Linked DNA regions of Homo sapiens: all the other regions are linked to region 1. Evidence: read pairs that join two places in POLR2A ChIA-PET (ENCODE). Cell type or tissue: MCF 10A. All regions are shown on one strand. Each heading gives the region's core, and the rest is flanking DNA. Links, peaks and the distances in the headings are about the cores only.

Evidence for each region. Peaks named below come from ENCODE experiments on the same cell type or tissue, not always from the same donor. Only the 100,000 strongest peaks of a DNase experiment are listed, where the experiment ranks them.
Region 2: POLR2A ChIA-PET joins it to region 1 with 6 read pairs; 2 of 35 experiments call an interaction of 5 or more read pairs at or near these places.
Region 3: POLR2A ChIA-PET joins it to region 1 with 5 read pairs; 2 of 35 experiments call an interaction of 5 or more read pairs at or near these places.

Annotation. Positions count from the first base shown.
Region 1 is chr6:145,479,665-145,487,469 of GRCh38, forward strand. It overlaps a transcript of EPM2A not described here. Among named protein-coding and RNA genes, the nearest start is that of EPM2A-DT, 250 kb to the right of the region's middle. In MCF 10A, for the core only: no CTCF peak of the experiment used is centred there; a DNase peak (open chromatin) is centred at 3,647.
Region 2 is chr6:145,540,114-145,547,918 of GRCh38, forward strand. It overlaps a transcript of EPM2A not described here. Among named protein-coding and RNA genes, the nearest start is that of EPM2A-DT, 190 kb to the right of the region's middle. In MCF 10A, for the core only: no CTCF peak of the experiment used is centred there; a DNase peak (open chromatin) is centred at 4,128.
Region 3 is chr6:145,556,962-145,564,766 of GRCh38, forward strand. It overlaps a transcript of EPM2A not described here. Among named protein-coding and RNA genes, the nearest start is that of EPM2A-DT, 170 kb to the right of the region's middle. In MCF 10A, for the core only: no CTCF peak of the experiment used is centred there; no DNase peak of the experiment used is centred there.

The DNA of each region.
Region 1 (7,805 bases), core at 1,179-6,178:
CACCTGGTTTGTTTTCATCTTTTGGCTATTGTAAATAATGTTGCAATGAATATTGGCATACAAATATCTGTTTGAGTCCCTGTTTTCAATTCTTCTGGGTACCTACCTAGCAGTTGAGTTGATGAGTCATATGACAATCCCATGTTTAGCGTTTTGAAGGACCACCAACTATTTTCCATGGAGGCAGCACCATTTTACATTCTCACCAGCAACATACAAGGATTTCAATTCCTCCACATCCTTGCCAACACTTTTTATTTTCTTTTTTAAAGAAAATTATAGCCATGCCAGTAGTTGCAAAGTGGTATCTCATTGTAGTTTTGATTTTCAATTTCGTAATGATTAGTATTGCTCAGCATCTTTTCATGTGACTATAAGCCATTCATATATCTTCTTTCAAGAAATATACCATTAAATTGTTTGCCAGTTTTTAATTGGGTTGTCTGTCTCTTTGTTTTTCAGTAGTGTATTTGTTCACACTGCTATAAATAACTACCTAAGACTGGGTAATTTATTTAAAAAAAAAAGAGGTTTGACTCACAGTTCTACAAGCTGTACAGGAAACATGGCTGAGGAGGCCTTAGAAAACTTTCAGTCATGGTGGAAGAGGAAGCAGGCACATCTTACATGGCCAGAGCAGGAGGAAGAGAGGGAAGGGGGAAGTGCTACACACTTTTAAACAAGCAGATCTTGTGAGAATTAACTATCACAAGAACGATCCAATCATCTCCCACCAGGGCCCCCTTCCAACATTGAGGATTACAATTAGACATGAGATTTGGGTAGGAACACAAACCCAAATCTTAACAAGCTGTAAGAGATCTTTTTATATCTTGAATATTAATTCCCTATTAGAAATATGATTTGCAAATATTTTCTCCCATTCTGTAGGTTATCTTTTCGATTTCTTCACAATGTCCTGTGATGTACAAAAGTGTTTGACTTGTACAATCAAGTCCAATTTACCTTTTTCCTTACTATATCTTGAGGCTACTTAGAGACATACACATATCAAAATGATAGACCTTTTAATTAAATGAATCTTTTCAATTGTATCTGACAATATTTGATAGCTTATTGTCATTTGCTTATTTTTATGATTTCCTCCTATTTCTTTAAATATCTCTTTTACAACTATGGGTAATTCTAATCTTAAGTCTTTTGGGGTTTAAATGTATTAGCAATTATTTCTGGTAACTCTTCTTCATGGCAGCTTATTTCCTTGTTTATTTGGTGATCTTTAATAATGAGCTCATAATTGGATATTTTTATGTGGAAAACCTATGAGTCTAAACTGGAGTTGCATGGGCCAAAGAAAATTTGCATTTGCATCTTTTGAAAGTTAAGAGCATTTGTGAGCTGGGAACAATCTAGCCCCTTAAAGTTGTGTGGACTAATGAAGAATTTCCACTATCAGCATTTCCACCTTCAACTGTCACAGGATTTAATCTCCCAATGGATGGTAGCACCAGAAAAAAAACAACTGCCCTCAGGGCAACCTTGGGGCTTTCTGTGATTGCTTTTTGTTCACTAATCTTTTATATCCTTTGGATAGTGGAGAAGGATGCCCTCAAAGATTTCCTTTATTTTTTACTTTTAAACCAAAAATAAATTAAAAGGCATATTTGTTCCAAAATAAAAGTTTATTTTTCATTTGTTTGTTTTTTAAACTGGAGAATTTTCAGAAAATTTATTCTGCCATACTGCCAGAAGGGAAGGTCCAAAATGATCGGTTTCTAAATATCACACTATTTCAAGGATAAAATAGATTGTTGCTTCAGGGAAAGCATTACCGGTAGCTGCCCTTGATGAGCTTATTAAATGCTAGGTTTTGCTCATCAGGGATGCTAATTTAGTAGCCTAATTGTTATAGTTAACTATAAGGGGCCACCTTGATAATGGATCATCTGGCCCCAGTCAGGTCTTCAGATAACTGCAGCCCAGGCCAAGACCTGACTACAATCTCAGGAGAGACCCTGACCCAGAACCACTCAGCCAAGCCGCTCTCAAATTCATGACATGCTGAAACTGTAGGATATAAGTACTTGTTGTTATTTTAAGCCACTAAGTTTTGTGATAATTTATTATATAGAAATGATAACTAATACATACTGTCATTATTAAAATATTAAGATCCATTATTTTTCTAACAGAAAATGTGTACATATAGTCTCTAGGTTGAAATCAGTCTGATGCTGTAGTTTCTTTAAGGATAATTTAGTGAAACCATAAACAACATATTTGGATGAATACATAAATAAGGACCAAACCATGGTCATTCACTAAGTCAATCATACAAATGCTTAGAAGCAAATCTTATGCCTGACTCAACAGAAAAATCTACACTACCTGTAAAAAAAGGCATCATAAGAAACTGACAAACATGTTTCTTATTCTCTTTCTCTCAGGGGAACTACAAACATCCAACTAACAGAGTTCTTCTGTGTTTTGTGTGCACATTTACATTTTCTCCTGAAAAATAAAAGCAGTGCAGAATTTGCAAATGATAATTTCAGATTCACTGTGATTTCAGTAGCACTATTAGTTGTGGCAATGATAATAAATTATATCGTTAGTTAACAGAATGCCACTCAGCAATTTTTTCCAGCTTTAACACTAAGGCTTAAAAGAAATTATGCTGGAAAAATGCAATAGTTTGCAATGAAGTAAAAAATGTCTTCTACATAGTGAATATAATGGTCATTGTTAGTGCCTGGAATATATGATGATTTTTTAAATGGAGCTCTTTTTGCTTGATCTACTTTTTATTACAGCATGTAGGTGACAATAAAAGCTGTTAAAAGGTGGTATGTTTGATCACAGTCCATGGATACCAATAAAGAGCCTCTATTTATTTAAATAAAAGTAATTGCTGCTAGTGTAAAATGAAAAAGATACTCTATGTAATCTTTATTTGGACAAAATGAGGACTGGGCCATTAGTAAGCATAATGCATGAAAACCTCACATGCGCTTGGAGAGAAGCCTTTGTTCAGAAAAAAATGGCAACATTCAGCTACTTGAAGCAGAAATTTACTGAAGCCAGATGATAGAAAATACAACGAGAACCCATTTTGCTTTACGAATCTCTGTTTTAGATCAGCATTAACAACTACAGTCAACTTTTGGCTCTCTATTTGTCACTCAGCCATACTCTTTGTTTCATTGCATTGATTATTTATGTCTTAAATTATAGCTATTCTTTTTTTTTTTTCTGTGGCTTAAAGAACAGCTTCAAGGGCAAGCATGAAAGGAAATTCCTGAATTGAGTGAGTACTTGGCTGTGCATGCAGCTCCAAAAGAAATAAAACTGTTTGTTGTCTTGACACACACCTTAGGATCAATTATTCTCTCAGTTAACGTAGGCCTCATCAATTTATTTTCTGTACACTGGCACAGTATTGACACGATGTTAATGAGAAAAGCAAATGGGCGAATGTAAGCTCATCAAAGTTTCTTTCTTTTTTTTTATTTTTTAAAAATCAAAACAGTGTCTTTTAGCATGAAATAGCCCTTATTATTTAAACCTACCTCCTAAAGTTAAAAGTAGCTTTGACAAGCATTCAATTAAATCTTCTGTAGCACATAAGCCAAGTGTCTAGCTAGTCCATGTTTGAATTCCTCCAGCATTACTCAGCTTTCAACAAACACAGGTAGCTCACTTAATGTTTAGTCATCATAAATGGAAGAGTTTCTATACCTCTCTGAAACAAAGACAGCTAGCTTGGTTTTCTCCCTGCTTAAAACAAAGCTGGAAACTTACTCAGTTTTTTAGCCTCTTATATTTGAGGTTAGAATTTAAGGAGGTAAATCATCAATCTGCCATGTCCCTGAAGACTAAAATGTAACTGATGATATTATTTCATTTATTCTCTTACCTAAATGTAATGACTAGAACAACCTCATACTGTTGAGGAAGTGAATCATCCAGAGATAAAATGTGTTGCTATGCTTTAGGGTGACTTTGAATCAGAACTCAAGAGAAGAGAAAGCAATTTCATATTAGTCAAGAACAAGCTGTGGTGTTAAACAAGGATGCCCAAGCACATAATTCCACACAACAGTCTTGAAAACACTAGCTTCTCAATCACTTCTTTGTTTTGTACCCAATTTATCTGTCATGCTGTTTCAGCTAACACCATGATCAAGCCTTTCATCTCTAGTTTGTTGCCAAGGTATCTCACACATTCAGTAATGACTTCTGCTCACTGGAGGCTTGCCTCACGAACCCTAGCCCTACTTGGGTTTCTAAAAGTCTGTCTGAGATGGAGAAGAAGCATTAAGAAGTTAATACATCTAACAAATATATCTTTCTAATGAGCAGGCTATACCTTACAACACCATGCAAAAATTTAAAAAGATATGTCTATCTTGCTACATGACAGAATTCAGCTTTTAGATGAATAGGCTGGTTCTTTCAGAAACCACCAGAGTATCATGTCCCTGATCAGAAACAGCTGAAAATTCTATTTTAGTAATTCTGAATAGTAAGTAGATTTTCTGCTGTTCTTCTGTAATGATTTAGGATGCAGACAACTGTGTTTAGGTAGCAAGTTTTCAGTCCTGTAATACATTTAGTTATGCTTTGGTTTCAGGCCCCCTAAATATACTGACCCCTGTCAAACAAAGCCTTAGAAGGTATACTCATGATTTTCTGTTTTTTTTTCTAAAAGAGCACCCCAAATATTTTATGAGCTTTAGTCCCCATGAAACCTAGATCTGCCTGTGCACTTATTTGATGGACTAGGTATTCTGGAGAATTTTTTGAAGATCCATGTTCACCACCCCCAAAAAGATAACAATCCTGTTGAAGAAATAACATATATACATACCAAAGAATCATCTGTTAGTATGTGAAAGGTATAGTGTTTGGAGTCAAAGACATAATCTCCAAATCCCAGCTCTGCCATCTACATTCTGTATGTAATTATAGGACAAATATATTAACTGCTGGATCCCTTTAAATCATGCAAAAGACAGACATAAATCACTGGATTGTTCAGAGGATTAATAAAAACAAATATGCGAAAACAAAATGTCTTGCATTTACCATGTCCACATAAATGTTATTTGAATCATCGTATCTCAGGTTTTATGAGACTTTAAAGAAGATCTATTCAACATTCAATATTTGGACCCTCTCTATAATATCCCCAAGTCATGGCTGCCTATCTTCTGCTTGGCTATATCCAGTGATAAAGACTAAGGCAGTCCACTTCATATAATTAATTACTTAAATATATGGCATAAGAGTTTCTGGTTTTTATTTTTATTGTTTTTGTTTTATTTTGGTATTCAGGTATAGATGTCTGATTAATGACATTAAAATATATATATATATATTATATATATATACTAACATTGAGGAGTGAGGTATTGGCTAGAAATTCCCTTTCAGCTCTCTCCCACATGCTAAGGTACTATCACAAAACCAATGAAACAGTGGGTTCCCCAGCACACATTATAGCCTGAGAATGGAAAGTTGCCTGAGATCCAATTTTGGGCCAGTATATAAAATTGCAATAGAAAAATGTATAAAGCCTGAGAAGGAATGGTGAGAGTGAAGAGGGGCAACAAGGTGAGAGTAGTGTCATGGAAAATCAAGGAGAAGTTTCAAAAGAGGACATAGTAACATCAAATGCCACTGAGATATTATTCTACAACATGTTCTGATAACTATAAACCAGATTCGGGCTCCATGAGATCACTAGTGAAGTGGTGGGTAATTGAGTGGGAGTGAGTTTTGAAGCCAGAGCATGAAGACAAAAAGCAGAAACTCTTGGCCTTTACTGGCAGGGGGTGGGAGAGGATAGCATTCAGGCAGCACTTCAGAGAGAGAAGTGAATGAACTACAAACCGCAGGGAAGGAAGCAAACAGGGTTGAAAATACCTACAGAAGATTAAATGTCACATGGAGTGAGGTGTTGGTCCTGGGACAGAGGATAAGTGATGAAATTCAGAGCATGGAAGCCTGGGTTAACCTTAAAGCAAAAAAGGGATGTTCTGCCCTTGCAATGAGAGAAATAAAATATGTATTAGTCTGTTTTCATGATGCTGATAAAGACATACCCAAGACTGGGTAATTTATAGAGAAAAAGAGGTTTAATGGATTCACAGTTCCATGTGGCTGGGGAAGCCTCGCAATCATGATGCAAGGCAAAAGGCACGTCTCACGTGGCGGCAGACAAGACAGAATGAGAACCAAGTAAAGGGGGATTCCCCTTATAAAACCATCAGATCTTGTGAGACTTATTCATTACCATGAGAACAGTATGGGGGAAACTGCCCTCATGATTCGGTTATCTCCCACCAGGTCCCTCCCACCACATGTGGGAATTATGGAAGCTACAATTCAAGATGAGATTTGGGTGAGGATACAGCCAAACCAAAGCCAAGAAATTTCATGCTGTGAGCTGTGGGTTGGCTGAGAGTTTCTAGGCATCTACTAGTATGTAGACCAGGGCAGCAACTGCTGCCAATACTTAAGAGTTCCAAATAGAACCTTCCAGAGGGGTTGCCCCAAAAGGTAAAGCTAAAGCTGCCAGCTGTAGCAGGCTGCAGATGAAGGTCACCCCAGAAGGACTCTTCTCAGGTACTTGAGGTGGGAGGTGCTAAGGATACTCACCTCTAAACATTATCTTTTTATTTTTAAGTCAATGTTATTATGCATATTTAAGGGCTACAACATGATGTTATAACATACATTTATATAGTAAAATCATTACTAGAGTAGATCACATTAACATGTTCTTCTTTTCATATAGTTAGCTATTTTTCCTCTGCTATGACAAGAGCAGCTATAATCTACTCATTTGGCAAATATCCCTAATACAATACACTGTTTTTAACTAGAGTCATCATATTTTACATTAATCTCGGGACTTGTTCATCCTACATAGTTTCTACTTTGTATCCTTTGACCTACTTCTCCCTTTTTTCTCCCCCAAACCCGCTAACCACGGTTTTATTGTGGTTCAGTGTGCTATCTTTATATATTTGACCCTATTTTTTAAGATTGTACATATAAGTAAAATCATGCAGTATTTTTCTCTGTGTGTCTGATTTATTCTTCTAGATTCATCCATGTTCTGGCAAATGAAAGAATCCTCTCCTTTTTAAAGCTGAATAATATTCTATTATACTATTACACATTACATATGTATAAGAGTTTATTTTTTAACTTTTATTTTAAATTCAGGGGTACGTGTACAGGATGCGCAGGTTTGTTATATAGGTAAACATGTGTCATGGGATTTGTTTTACAGATTATTTCATCACCCTCTTATTAAGCCTAGTATCCATTAGTTGCTTTTTATCCTCTCCCTCCTCTCACCCTCCACCCTCCAATAGCCCCAGTGTGTGTTGTTCCCCTCTATGTGTCCATGTGTTCTCATCATTTAGCTCCCACTCAAAAGTGAGAACGTTGTACTTGATTTTCTGTTTCTGCATTAGTTTGCTAAGGATAATGGCCTCTAGCTGCATCCATGCCCTTGCAAAGGATATGATCTCATGCTTTTTTATGGCTGCATGGTATTCCATGGGTTATATGTACCACATTTTCTTTATCTAGTCTAACCTTGATGGGCATTTAGGTTGATTCCCTATCTTTGTTGTTGTGAATATTGCTACAATGAACATATGTGTGCATGTGTCTTTACAACATATGGATCATATGTTCCTTTGTATACATACCCAGTAATGGGATTGCTGAGTAGAATGGTATTTCTGTCTTTAGGTCTTTGAGGAATCGCCACACTGTCATCCACAATGGTTGAACTAACTTACACTCTCACCAACAGTGTATAA
Region 2 (7,805 bases), core at 1,543-6,542, 61 kb after region 1:
CTTCTCCTGTGGCCCCCATGGCACCATGCCCCCTCCTCTTGAGAACAGTGAGCAACAAACTATCTTTTCAATGACAATTGTCTCCTGATCTGTTGCCCTTGCTGTATCTCAAACTTTCTATTAATAAACTGAACTTTAAAACACTGGTGGAAAAAAACTGAAAGGAAACTACAAGGAAAGAATACATTGGAAGTTACTGATGCTGTGAAAGAGTTCTGAATTCTCAGATCTCAGCTTGGGTTGAGCCAAAATTACTTTAACCCCTGAGAGGGAAGAAGACCCCATACTTGGTTCTGAAGAAGTTATCTTTGCTTCCCCTCAGCACTACTCACCTCCCTTCCCCTGTTACTTGGTGTGAATCGCTAACCCAATAACAACCTCAACAAATTTTTTTCATGACACCAGGGATTCTCATATGTATGTTAGAATCCTAGAGCAGGAAAGGATCTTACCGTTGCACATTTTCAGCTCTGAACCAAAGCATGAATCTCCAATCCTAGACTTCTGGTCAAGTTTGAACTGAACTCAGTGATAAGTAAAGAATAAAATACTTTGCTTTTTAGGGAAATTTGTCTTTTACTAGTAAAGACGCATTTCAGAAAACAAATTTCAAACATTTTACAAAAATGAAAAAGATCAAAAACTAGGGGCGTGGTAAATTCAGAGTCCTAAAATCACTTCAAAATTTAAATTACTTAGAGGACAGGTGTATATGATAGAAATTACCTTCCATTTCCATTTAAAAGGATGTATTAAAATATTGAGTAACTATAATTATGCTAAATCTGTTCTCATCTCTGATTCATCACAAAATGAATGAGTAATTCAAAGCCAAATATAAATTTTGGCCTATAACTGGCAGAACTGGCAGCCTTTTCAATTGTATGTGAGGATGCAATACTCTTTAACATACACACATGCACACACATACATGCACGCATTCCATTTTCCCCCTAATTTTAAAGATGTGAGCAGATGTCTTGTGACCCAGAAAAAAGCATGTATGAAAACAGTTTAATCAAGAACTAAAAATAACTTTTTAACTATTTGGGAATATATATATCTGTGTGTGTGTGTGTGTGTGTGTGTGTGTGTGTACCAAGTATATGTGTAAATATATAATTATATAACATACATACATATATAATTATATATGTGTGTGTATATATATAAAAAACACCAATTTGTGTGTGTGTGTATATACATATATATGTGTATATATATGTGTGTGTGTATATATATATATATGATCGGTGTTCTATATTGGAATAAATCATTAATGGTAAGCCATTTAAATAAATGAAAATACTTTGGGTTATTTTTACCCAGCAAGCTGAAATTTTCTCAAAGCAAATTTGTATGTAAACAATCTATGTTGTTCAACTTTAAAAAAATTAATGATTTTGTAAGTACATTACCTCATTTTCAACAAATGCTTCCAAAGTTGCCAATTGAAGGTGTCAAAACGAGTCAAGAATTCCTGAATTTTCATCTTTGTATTCTCAGCATTGGCACGGTTATCTGTCATATTGTGGATACTAAAGAGATGTTTTTAATGACTGAATGAAGCAGAATGAAGAATATACTTGCAATGATGGCCATAAAATGATGAGGATCCTCCAGAGGCAGATATGAGACAAATTAACATGAGTATCTTTAATTTTGATATATTATGAAAAATTCTTGTGCACAGGAATCCGCCCAAATGACATAGAACTCTGATTGATTTCTGTACCTTGAAAGGCACAGAAAATTATATAGCAGAACATTATACATTTCCAAGTAATATGTCGATTTTTGGATAATTTTTCTTACCTTTTTTTTAAAACCTCACTTTTACATATGAGGAGATGATGCTTAAAAAAAAAAGAGGCAAGGCTTCTCAAATAAAGCATAGAATTGTTTGAAAGGAATTGGAGACCAATGTGCAATTAGTAGAAAACATTATCAGACTACAATATAAAACATAACTGAAAGGAAAACATTGAGTTAGAAAGTCAAAAGTCTATGTCTTCACGAGCATATAGGCACTAAAGCTTCTGAATATTTCTTCACCATGAAAAGCACTGTTAAAGATCAGAAGGCCATCTTTTTTCTCTGCTTCCCAAATTTCATGTGGGATGCTTGCATCCACCTTTCTAAATTCCCTTTGCCATAACAACTGGACAGATTCATCTCTTCTTCCTCTTCAAAAAGAAAGTTATGGCATGCTGACACAGCTTGCCTTTTCCTGGTGGACAAGTGGATTTCAGCGATGAGTGAACAGTCATGCATCCTGGATTGGGGGCTATACAAAGTCATCTTCAATTCTGACTGAAGTGTCCTTCAAGATGTCCAGGAAAGGGGCAGCTTAAAAAACATATGCAGGTGAAAATAGTATGAGAAGATGTTGGAATATAACAAAGTCAACTGCTGAGGCAAAGACATTTTACTGAAAGCCAAAAATAGTCAGGGAATGAAATACTTTTCATAAAGCCAATTAGAGCATATTCACCTGATGTCATTTGGTAGGTAATTGAAGCCAGGGACCCTTGTTAGTCCCCTCTGGACAGTCAAATGTTGTTTTGGATTCTTTAGTCTATGATACTTGGCTTTATTTTTTGTTAGTTTGTTTGCTTCCTTCTGTTTTTTTCTGTTTTTGGTTTTGTTTTGTTTTGTTTTTGAGAAGGAGTCTCACTCTTGTTGCCCAGGCTGGAGTACAATGGTGCAATCTCGGCTCACCGCAACCTCTGCCTCCTGGGTTCAAGTGATTCTCTTGTCTCAGCCTCCCGCGTAGCTGGGATTACAGGCACTTGCCACTACTCCCAGCTAATTGTTGTATTTTTAGTAGAGACGGGGTTTCTCCATGTTGGTCAGGTGGGTCTCGAAATCTTGACCTCAGGTGATCCACCAACCTCAGCCTCCCAAAGTGCTGGGATTACAGATTACAGGTGTGAGCCACTGCACACAGCCAGCTTCCTTTCGTTTTTGTATTTTGTTTTGTTCATTATGTTTGCATTTCTCACCAATTCTCATTGCTATATTAGATTTATGAGATTAAAAAGATGAGCAATATGGCCTTAAAAAAGATATAAACAGAATAGAAGCAAAGGATGCTCTTTTTTTTTCTTAATCACGAAGAATGAATGGCACTTACAGTAATCAATACAGTCAAAATAAATTACCATCAGTTCAAAGAATGATTAGTGAATCCAGAAAGGTGTCTACACAAGCAAAAATAGCATTATAAAAATAATAAATCTAGGCCAGTGTCAACGCCAAACCATAGAATGGAGAACATAGCCTCTTGTCAAAAAAGGTCTTGATGGAAGTCACCCAAAAAACCTTCTCATTTTCCAGATGAGAATTCTGCAGCTCAGAAACATTAAACGACTTGCCCAAGGCCATACAATTAATTTTGGTAGAACTAGAAAAAAAAATAAAGTTTACTGGTTCCAAATCACCTGCTTTTTCTATCAAAACAGGGTCTTTAATAATTTAAAGAAAAAAAAGTATTTGTTTTATATTTAGTTTTTCATCAAAGAAGGGGTTTCTTCAGGATATGGGAGAAATGTGGATATTAAGAATATATTCCAGGCAACTCCTGAATACTAAGACATTGACTGTATTGATTACATGGATTGTAGATTTTCCAGACCACTCATTACATTGGTCTTTGTCATGTCCTTTCTCTCCACTGGGCCATTTTCCCCCTAGATTTCCAAGAACTGTGAAAGGAAAAAGATGGATGTACACTCCAGTACAGTTTGGGACTTGTTAGTGGCTCACTTGGAAATCTTAAAGGAACATTGAACGTGGGGAGCCAAAATGGGATGTTGTATTTCTCAACTTTACCAACTTCTGAAGACATTTATTTAACAATTAGCTATAATTAATCTTCCTAATTTTGGTGACAAAAATTGATGAGAAAAAGTAAAGCTTCTGGTCAGTCTCATGGTGACTGAGCTCTGCTGAAAGAAAATGGACAAATTATTAAGCTAGAGTTAAGTCTGGCAGAGGAAAATTCAGCAGGCAGAACCCAGAAAATCAAACTGAACAGGCTGAATTGTCTGATGAATGAGTCAGAAGTGGGTCTGATTCCCTAACCTCCATCAGAAAGGCCACAGCAAGCTTGCTGCTCACAGATTGCTAAGCCGCATTGGCTGCTGGCAGAGGACAAAGTCAGTGAAAGAGTGAGTCAGACTCCACCTGGGTTTGTGAATTTTTTGCAGTTTGCAACCCCATTTTCTCAATAACTGGGCTGCTGACATTTATTTGTTCACTCTATTAATAAAAACCATGCTGCTCTCAGCTCAGTAACATTGGACAGAACATAGTTCACTGCTTCCTTGGAAAAAGCAAAATAGCCAGCAATCAGAATTACCCAGAACTAATTGGTAAATTGTGTGGGGAGAGTACAGGTTATCAAGTTCAGGATCCAAGTTCAGTCACAAAGTGTGCGTTAGGCAGAAAGCCTGACAAACATCCTGTACTAAAATATTATAAATTGGTTTTTTTTTCTTCCTAATAAAAGTGATAGGTTTAGTGCTTTTTAACAGCAGAAACTGGTATATCTGTGGCAACCTTGAAGCCATAGCAGGATGTAGGATGATGAATCACTTCAAAAGGAGTGGCTTTTGCTCAGATCAGCCCACCGGCAACAGGTCTTCTGAAGCCTGGACTAGTATTGCTTTTTTTGGAGAGAAATAGTAGATGCTCAGCAGCTTGGCTCTTTTCCTGTGTGGGTTCCCAGGGTAGGACCCCTGACTAACTTTTTTCACCAAAATAACAATCTTCATAATCACAGACAAAATGACATGTATCACTTGAAAGCTTTAAGCATATTCAGTTGTGTTTAGAATCATAAGGTTGAACAACATTGCTAGGATCTTTGGTTAAAATACCATCTTGGCATTGCCTTTTCCCTTACCTCCACATTCAATAAATCTTCTACATTATCACTTGTGAAGCCTAAGTATCTCTGAAGTCTATGCAGTTCTTTCTATCACCTCTACCATTATCATAATCCAGTCCACCATTATCTTCTTCCTAGACCACTAATTTTCCTCCTTACATTCACTCTTATTACTTAGAAAGAGCTGCAGTGAAATCTCAGTGGCTTACAACAACCACCATTTGTTTTTGTCACTTGAGGTCAGTGGGCTGGCTTAGTTCAGGTCTGCTGTATGTTTCATCCTTAGACCAGTGGCTGTGTGGGCATACTCTTCTAATGACTTGTGCAGAGTCAAGAAGCCAAGTCAAATCATACAAGCACAGCTAAAGCCTCCGCTCATGTCACATCCACTAACATTCCGTTGGCCAAGCAAGTCACATGGCCAAACCTACCATCAAGTACATGAGGAAACATATTCCTCGTAAAATAGTGGGAGAGGATGCAAAGTCACAAAAGTAAGGATCTATCATTCTATAACTGTGAAAGAAGTTCAGAATTAGAAGTGATAATACAGTTCACCACACTACTTATTCTTTCTTCCCCAAGTCATACCAGAGAGTTCTTTTAAGTAAATAAATCTAAATAAACATGTCACTCCTCTCCCCATCCACCTTAATGGCTTCACTACCATTACAATAAATGTGCCCTATAGAGCCCTGCAGGACCCGAGCTGAGCTGCTCATTGCATCTACCTCACCTCTTAGGATCTTTCTCCTCTACTTCCCAGCTCCAGCCATACTAACTTCAGTTATAACAAACTCTTTCCCAACTAAGCTATTTGCTTATGACATTCATTCTGTCTGTAACAACTTTCCTTCCCTTTTTCTTCGCGTACACTTAGATCTGAAGGGTGTCACTTTCTCAATTTTCCTTGACCAAGGATGTTGAGTCTGCTTGCTAAATACTCTCTGAATGCCTTCTAATTCTCCCTTATTGCTCTTATCACATGTGCTAGTCAGGGTTCTTTAGAGCAACAGAATCAATAGGATATGTAGATGTATATGAGAGGATATTTATTAGGGGAATTGGCTCATGCAATATGGAGGCTGGAAGTCTCACTATCTGTCATCTGCAAGCTGCAGAACTAGGGATGCCAGTGGCATAGCCCAGTTCAAGTCTGAAGGCCTGAGAAACAGGGATGCCTACACTGTAACTCAATCTGAGACTGAGGCCTAAGCACCTGGGAAGCTGCTGGTGCAAGTTCCAGAGTACAAAGTCTGGAGAATCTGGATCTCTGATATTTGAAGGTGGAAGAAGATAGGTAACCCAGCTTTGGGGGAGAGAGAGAGAAAGAAAAAAAAGTTCTTCCTTTTCTCTGCCTTTGTGTTCTATCTGGGTGCTCAGTTTATTGGATGGTGCCTGCTCACATCAGTGAGGGCAGATCTTCCTTACTCAATCCACTGATTCAAAGTTCAATCTCTTCCAGAAATAGCCTCACAGACATACCCAGAAATAATCCTTTACCAGCTCTCTGGGTATCCCTTCACCAGTCAAGTTGACACCTAAAATTAACCATCACATCACAATTGTAATTAATTTATATTTAGTAGTCTAATCATTGTCATGATTGCTAAAATGTAAGCTCCATGATTGTAGAAACAGTGTTTAGTTGAGGGAGTGTGTTATTTTCTTATCTCCAGTGTTTTGTCATAATAAACACTGAAACATATATTTATGGAATGAATTAAGGCAGTAAAATAATATAGATATAGACATATAGACACAGATTCCTATATTCCCATATATAAGATTGTATACATTTTTCCTTCAATGATCTTCCCTCCTCATTTTACCCCTTCAATACTTCTTTGTATACTAAAACAGAAGAGTTTAGAATTTGGAGCCCTGTGTTTACATCTTAGCTCTGCCATTTAGTAGCTGTGTAGGTCAATAGTTTAATCTTGTTGAGCCTTTCTTACTCTATAAAATAATAATTTCTACTTTGCAAGGCTAAATCAGGTATGCATAAACAAATACTCAACCAGTTGTTCCCTTCTCCATTCTTGCCCTGTAGCCTGGTTACCATGCTGGAATACTGCAGTTTCTGCTGACATTTTCACCTGGACTTGCTGACAGCTATAAATAAACCAAACCTATCAACTTTCTATCAAAATTCACAACCCATCCTAACCTCTATTCTGGTTAACTTTTCAACAGTTTCAAATTCAAAATCTGGAAAGCATTGTCCACTAAGCCTTCCTCTGCCCTCTCCCCTCAGATGTACTGTACCCACTCCATCTCCTTGGTCTTTTCTAGTCCCTCTACACTAAACTAACTCTGGCTCTCCTTCTTCTGAGACTTCTCCTGGGTTTTCCAGTAACTCCAGGCTCTGGTCACTACAGTTCAGTGGCCACATTTATGTTGAGCAGATATTCAATCAAAAATCCCCAATGATAAGCAAAGTGCATCAGCTGACCACACAATATGTGCATCATAATGAAACTTTTATGGGTTTAAGCCTTTGGGTGTACATGGAAGCACATTCTACAAGAAAAACAACAAAATATAGATTCTATCTAAATGAACAGGATCTGAAGCTCTGTGTACTGGATTGAATAATATATACCTTGTAAAATTATGTTACACATTTTTACTGTATAGGCTACCTTGATGAATAGAGACAACTATATCTGTTTGACATCTGCCTAACTGTTACTTTTAGTTCTCTCTTGCTATTGAACAGAAAATAACCTTGAAAGATAACATAAGAATCTTCAGGGCAAATTACACAACAAGAGGACTCAGACCCAAGGAATGATGAAAATGTGTGTGTGGTGATCCACAGACACTACCTTGGGTCATCAAGATATTTACTTTCCTTTTAAATATTTTTCCTACATTATTTGATTGTATATGATAATAATGCATGATT
Region 3 (7,805 bases), core at 1,204-6,203, 77 kb after region 1:
CAGCTCATAACAATTCATGTTAGACATGGGTTCCATTCTATCTGCAGTGAAATGATGCATTCATGGCAAAACAGAAAATAAAAGTAGAGCAATTTTAGCAGATTATCTGTGCATATTTCACTATATACACACAAAAGATCTCTAAATATTCAAGCATCATATCTTCGCAAGAGTGTTTTATTCAGTATTTCAATTCATAAATTATATATTTTGAGAGTAACTTCTCAATTCACTTTCTGACAGAAGTTCCACAGAACCATTGGCTGAAATATAAGCTCAACTGCAAGGAAATAGCAAGAAGCAGAGAGTGAGGGATGAGAAATTACCCATTGGGTACGATGTACACTATTTGCATGATAGTTACACTAAAAGACCAGACCACCACTATGCAATATATCCATGTAATAAAACTCTTCTTGTACCCCCTAAATCCATAAAAATAAAAATGGAGAAAAATAAAAAATGGAAAATTTTTTAAGAGGAAGGAATAAAGAAAAGATAATAGGAAACAGATAAAATCTCAAGACTAAAGGGTCATGTTACCTTCTGTTTTACCAAAATTGTGATTCTACATGTTGTTGAAGAGAAATAACTTACTAGCCTACAAAATTAACAAATGTGAATTTTTATTTATCATTTTATTTTTAAATTGACACATAGAAATTGTGTATATTTACTGTGTGCCCACATGTTGTTTTGAAATATGTATACATTGCATCATAGCTAATTCAAGAAAATTAGCATATGTATAACCTCATATACTTATTTTATTGTGAGAACACTTAAAACTACTCTACTGTCTCAACAGTTTTCAAGAACACAATATTTTGTTATTAACTATAATCATCATGTTGTACAATAGATCTCTTGAACTTGTTCCTCCTAACTAAAATTTTGTATCCTTTGACCAACATCTCCCCAAACCGTCCTTGCCTCTCCAGCCCCCGGTAACCAGCAGAGGTTTTATTCCTTTGTTTTTCCATAAGTGGTTCCCTGACCTGCTCTCTATTTTTATGAGTTCAATGTTTTCAGATTCCACATATAAGTGAGATCATGCAGTATTTGTTTTCTGTGCCTGGCTTATTTCAATTAACATAATGTCCTCCAGGTTCATCCGTGTTGTCACAAATGACAGGATTTCCTTCTTTATTAAGGCTGAATAGTATTCTATTATTTATATATACTACATTTTCTTTATTCATTTATGGATAGAAGCTTAGATTGAGTTCATATGTTGGGTATAGATCTCGTGAGACTTATTCAGTACCATGAGAACAGTTTGGGGGCATGATCGTGAGGCCTCTCTAGCTTCATGGAACTGTGAGTCCATTAAACTTCTTTTTCATTATAAATTACCCAATCTCGGGTATGTGTTTATCAGCAGTGTGAAAACTGACTAATACAGGTATTGAGAATAATGCTGCAATGAACATGGGAATGCAGATATCTGTTTGACATACTGATTTCTTTTGGATATATACCCAGAAGTGAAATTGTTAGATTATATGGTAGTTCTATTTTTAATTTTTTGAGGAAGCTCCATACTGTTTTACATAATGTCTGTACTAATTTACACTCCAACCAACAGTGTACAAGGGTTTTCTTTTCCCTGCACCCTCATGAGGTATATAGTAATATCTTATTGTGGTTTTGATTTGCATTTCTCTGATGATTAGTGATTTTGAGCATATTTTCATGTATATGTTGGCCATTTGTACGTGCTTTTCGAGAAATGTTTATTCAGATCCTTTGCCAATTTTTGATCAGAATTTAGACTTTAATAAGAGATAAGATGACTAAAGCCCAAGTTACTAATGTTGTAGATACGGTAACTGCTTAAAATGGATCATTTTCTAATATAATCAGCCTTATGCAGAAGCAAAGCCTGTTGCTACAGTTCCTAGCCCTCCCTGGACCATCCCTTTTCCCCACCTCCACCCCTCTATTATGCTTTTATAAGGCTGGTGGGCTGGTGCATCAAGTTCCATCATTACAACTCTGTGACTGGTAAAATGGATTTACCAGAGAGGAGAGATGGTCATTATTTCTCCAGTTTATATGTCTGTGAGCCAGGAGCTGTCTGAAGGCAGAGATGTTGTCTTCATTTTCACAATTCCAGAGGTAGGCAAAATAGTTTAGTAAAAAGAGATCATCAGTAACTTTGTATAAAATATAGAAGTGAATCAATCCCAGTCATTCCTAGGGTGATTTAGTTTATCTCATCCTTGACAATCAGGAATCTATCTGGAGGGTGGTTATGATGGGAAATAGAGAGAAGGTGAACAGGCAATGCCTAGAGCCTAGGGCATTATCCAAACAGACCAGAACTGAGTGGACTATAGGTCCTGGAAAGCCAATAATCAATAGAGCAGAGGATTTGCAAAAATAAACAAATCCTGGTTCATCCTAGTTTTCACTTCTTGACTATGTGATTTTGGCCAATTTCCTTTCTTAGACTTGGTTTCTATTATCAAAATAGCAGACTGTGTGAAAATTAAAGATAGCATAAGCCTGTATGAAGCTAACAAATAAAGGATAGAGACTAAATTATTTATAATTATTACAGTTATCTTTAATATCATTAATGTCAGTAAACAATTACCCCCAGAAAAGATAAATTTTTTTTAAATGACAGTAAAGTGGAGACAAAGAGAAAATTTCTTCTTCACAATTTTGCCTATGGATGGCTCCTTTCCAATAATACTTTCTCCTTTTTTTTTTTTTTTTTTTTAAAATGGTGCTATTAACACGTAAACACCAAATCACTACGGTAAACTAATTGATACCAACTTTGTAAGATGCTAATTCCTACCCTCCCCACCCTCCTAAATTATCTAAGACTGATTTCCCCAACAATTATAGTAAGCACACTCTGCTTTCTGTGGTCACATAACCCAAACTCTTCAGATGCACAATTCATAAAGCCAGGATTTGTTTTGTAATCTAAGTAGTTATGAAATGATTAAACAAAAAAAGTTTGGCTTGGTTCAATTGTTTCAGTGAGAGGTTCACAGGTACCATAAGCCGTTGAAGTTGAACATGCAATAATAACAGGAAGGCAAGTTCTCAAATGTTAAAGTACATTCAGCCAGGTTCTTCTTCACATCAAGTACTTGGACAAGCAGTGGCAAGGTGCTGTGGGTAGACCTGGGCCTCAGAAATCACCAAGAAGGGCAATAGTGAGGTCAGCAGCAAAATCCACATAGAATGAACAATTTGCCTCAATGATAATTCTCCTCTCAGTAAATCATTTCTGCTTAGGCTATATTCCACCAATTTTGAATCTTTTCGATGCAATCCACACTTTTCTAGGAAATCCAATCATCAGAAATGTCTCATAGCATATGAGTCATAGAGCATTTATCATATAATAAACTGGAACTTATTTTTCCAGTTAATTAGGGAATATTCAAATAAATTTGTAAATCAGGGGTGAACAAATTTCTTCTGTAAAGGGCCAGATAGAAAATATTTTAGGCTCTGCAAGCGAGGTAAACTCAATTCTGTTTTCACAGCACAAAAGCAGTATGTAAATAAATAGGCATGGCTACTTATTTACCAAAATAGGTGAAGGGCAGGATTTGGACCACAAGCCAGAGTTTGCTAACCCTGGCAAAATCCATATCGACATCTAAATCATGCTATACAAATTAATTTCCAGTTAATTAATATCTGGTTGGAAACTTTATGAAACAATTGTGTGATTTTTCACCATCTCCAAGTAACTTTAGTAATTTAGTAATTTGAGTACTATGAGTATATGAGGTGCTTATCTGCTTAATGAATAAAGGGATGTCAGGTATCAAAAAGCAATGCTTCAAACATGCCATATAGCTCCCTATCCTGTAAAGTTTGTAAACTCTGTGAAGCACATCTGCCACTGTATTCTGCTGACACTTTATTATTTAATTATTTTAATAACCAATTATTATTATTTTTATCATTGTGTGTTGATTTTAAAAATGTTTCTATTGTTACCATAAAACTAGTTCATTTAAGAAAATGTACAGGGTGCATCAATCTTAAGGACAGATTTATTCTGTAATTTGGAATTTTTTACATTTTACAAAATTTATATAGTACATATACTGTAGTATATGTTTCCACACCCTAAATTGTGTGGGGCAGTCCTGCAAGCTCCATTTATGGTAAGTGTCCTATACAGCTATAACCATTTTTTATCTTTTATACCTTTTTTTTTTTTTTTACTGTAACTTCTCTATGTTTAGATGCACAAATACCAATTGTGTTTAAATTGCCTGTGGTTACATGTTGCACAGGTTTGTAACCGAGGAGCAATACACTACACCATAGAGCCTAGGTATGTAGTGGGCTATACCATCTGCTATTGTGTAAGTATACTCTATGATGTTTACACAATGACAAAATAGCCTAACAACACATTCTCAGAAGGCATCCCCATTTCTAGGTAGCTCGGGACTGTACAATAATATTCTATATTCAGTTTTGTCTCCTGCCTTATTAATGAAGACTTTTGTATATTTGAATTTGAAATGGCATTTCTCATTTTGCCAACATACAGCACTGGAACAAAACAAGGGAAGACTGCAGCAGAGCCCTACCCTATTAAGGACACACAAATGGTAACTATTCTTATAAATGATAGCCATGAGTCAGGCAACCCCTAACAATAGGCCCACTGTTTTTCTCCCATTCTGTGACACGTATCTTCTCTTGTCTGTGTAACTGTTGCATGATTGAATGCATGAACTACTTCCCAGTAAATAAATCAATTGTGAGGGCAGTGATAATCATGAGATGAATTAAAGTCTTTATATCAGACAGCGTTTCTCGTTTTTCTGCATGCAGAAACCTGGTTGTTGTTTACATGTTGCAAATTCTAAGATCTGAAATTACACAGTTCTAATGAGAACACATGGACACAGGAAGGGCAACAAACACACCAGGGCCAGTCGGTGGGTGGAGGGCAAGAGGAGGGAGAGCATTAGGACAAATACCTAATGCATGTGGGGCTTAAAACCTAGATGACGGGTTGATAGGTGCAAACCACCACAACACATGTATACCTATGTAACAAACCTGCACATTCTGCACATATATCCCAGAACTTAAATTTTTCCAAAAAATATACATTTTTGAAGAAAAAAATGCAAAAAAAACTAGCTTTCTTTTGATTACAAAAAGGAAAAAAAAAAAAAAAGACAAAATATGTATACATTGTTGAATGGCTCAGTTCAAGTAATTAACATATGCATTACCTCATAGCCATTTCAGTTTTTTGTAATGAGAACACTTAAAATCTACTTTTTAACAATTTTGAAGTATGCAATGCATTGTTGTTTCCTTTTTTTGTTTTAAAATGTCCTTCTGGAAACATTTTATTTACCTATAAAAGATGCAGACATGTTACACCAAAAAAGAAAAAAAAAGATTACAGTTCTTCAGGAGCCTTTGGTATAGCTGGGGTGAGACAAAACAAATACCAAAGGATGAATAACAGCATTGAGTATCATGCCAATTTAATAAATTAAATAAATCACTAGAGTAGCAGGTATTAAATAATAGTCCACAAACTCAAGTCTGCAAGAAATAGCACATATATTTCTTTTCTAGAGCAAGTTAATTCTGGACCAGACTGAAAGGAAATTCAACTTGAGTCATGAAGAGGGCCTGAGTTGATGTAGAATTCAGGTCTGGGGAGGCCACCAGTCCCCTGCCCACATTAGTTATTCTGTGACACCATTTTCCTGTCTGCATGATCTCTTTAGACCCAAGGACTCTGCTGCTTCGAAGTCTTTCTTAGAGTTTTACACTCCATGGAAAGGCTGAGTGCTGGCACATTGAAGTGTTAAAAGACTTTTTTGAAGACTATGATGTGGAAAATGGTGATGAGACTGGAAAATGGTGATGAGACAGGAAAATGTGAGCAAAGTTCTAGGCTGATTGGTAGAGAAGGCCTGTCTGAGGGGGTGTGTCTTCTGCTTGCACCATAGAAGGTGAGATCAAACGTCCTACTCAAAACTGGTTTCAATGTGGATGAAGCCACACAGGCATTGAGAGGGTTGAAAAGGTTTATTTACTCACATAAAGAGGCTTTCAGTGGAGAGCAAGGCAGACACTCGAGCTGATCTGAAACGGCTTGAGAAAAGGAAGAAGGATGTGGCTTGATTTTGTGTTGCAGTTAGAGGGTGGGGCCCAGGCAAGGGTCCCCAGGTGTGGTTGGGGCTGTATGGTTCGACATTTCCCCTGTACCTGTGTGGAGTGAATGTGCCGGTTTTCTTATTGGCTTGCCCAGAGGAGTGGGACTTGAAGCTGTCCTTGGTTAAACATAAAAAAAAATGCAGTTCGACTCCTTGTTCCAATGAGGCATGTTAGTTGAGACCGAAGGATGAAAGAACTAGAGGAAGAGCATCCCAGACAAAAGGAATGCACGCAAAAGCCCACGGTGGTGAAAGTCCTTGAATGTTTGAGGAACAGAAAGAGGCCAGAGTGGTGGGAATCTGGCAAGCAGAGGAAGATGCGGTTAGAGAGGCCAGAGCATGCAGGGCTCACTGAGTCATGGCTGTGAGTTTGGATTTCATGGTAAGTGCAATAGAAAGCCATTAAAATCTGGTAGCTTGACATGAAATCAGGATTTTATTGCAAGCTTGATAAAACCTGATATCTACATACAGTCAAATAGGAAGAAGAGACAAATCAATGGAATGAATGTCTCTAACATTATTTTATTTATTTTGAGATTGTGTACCCAGATAAACCTAACTCTCTTGCACCAAAGAGTTTAGCCTAAAGTTTAGGACAGGTTTTGGAATTCTGCAAAACTTTTCCCACCTCACCCCCACCCTCACCATAGTGACCACAACACTCTATGGCTACTGAATAAATAATTAAACATAAATATAGGGAAAACATATATACATTTGAGTAGTAAACTAAGTACACTTTATATATGCAGTTCTCCCTTGGTATCCCTGAGGAATCGGTTCCAGGATGCCCAAGGATACCAAGATCTGTGGATTCTCAAGTCTCTGATACACAATGGTGTAGTATTTGCATATAATCTATGCATATCCTATCATCTACTGTAAATCATCTCTAGATTACTTATAATACCTAATACAATGTAAATGCTAGGTAAATAGTTGTTATGCTCCATTGTCAAGAAAAGAATGACAAGAAAAATGTCTGTACCTGTTTAGTGCAGACGCAATTTAAAAAAAAATATTTTTAATCTGCAGTTGATTGAATCCATGAATGTGTAACCCACAAATACAGAAAGCTAACTGTATATATTCAAATATCATATATAAATACATACATGTGTTCATATATATACACATGCATCTATATGCCTGTGTATATCTACATACGTATGTACATTAAAAGAAAAATTGCAGACAAAATAAAATTAACAGAGTTTATTTGAGCAAAAGGATTTATGAATTAGGCAGCATTCAAAATCAGGAGAGGTCCAGAGAACTCCACCCAACAGCATGAGCAGTGAGGCTTTAGGGGCCAAACACAGAAGCAAAGTTGAGAAATCACCTGACTGGCTATAGCTAGGCATTTGCTTTATTTGGCCACTGTATGATCAGTTAGCTGCCTAAAATTGGCTGAAGCTCAGCAGTTTGTGAAAGGCAGAAAACTGTCTATTTGTTACACAAAATCTGCTCCTAAATTTTGGTTTATGTATAAATTAGGTGGCAGATTTTTATGTAGGAACTCAAAGTATGGAGATGGCCTCAGGCTATTGGCCTTCTGCTTATTTAATTTAACTCACATGCAGATATGTATGAGTACACACATACACAGATCTTGTGGGT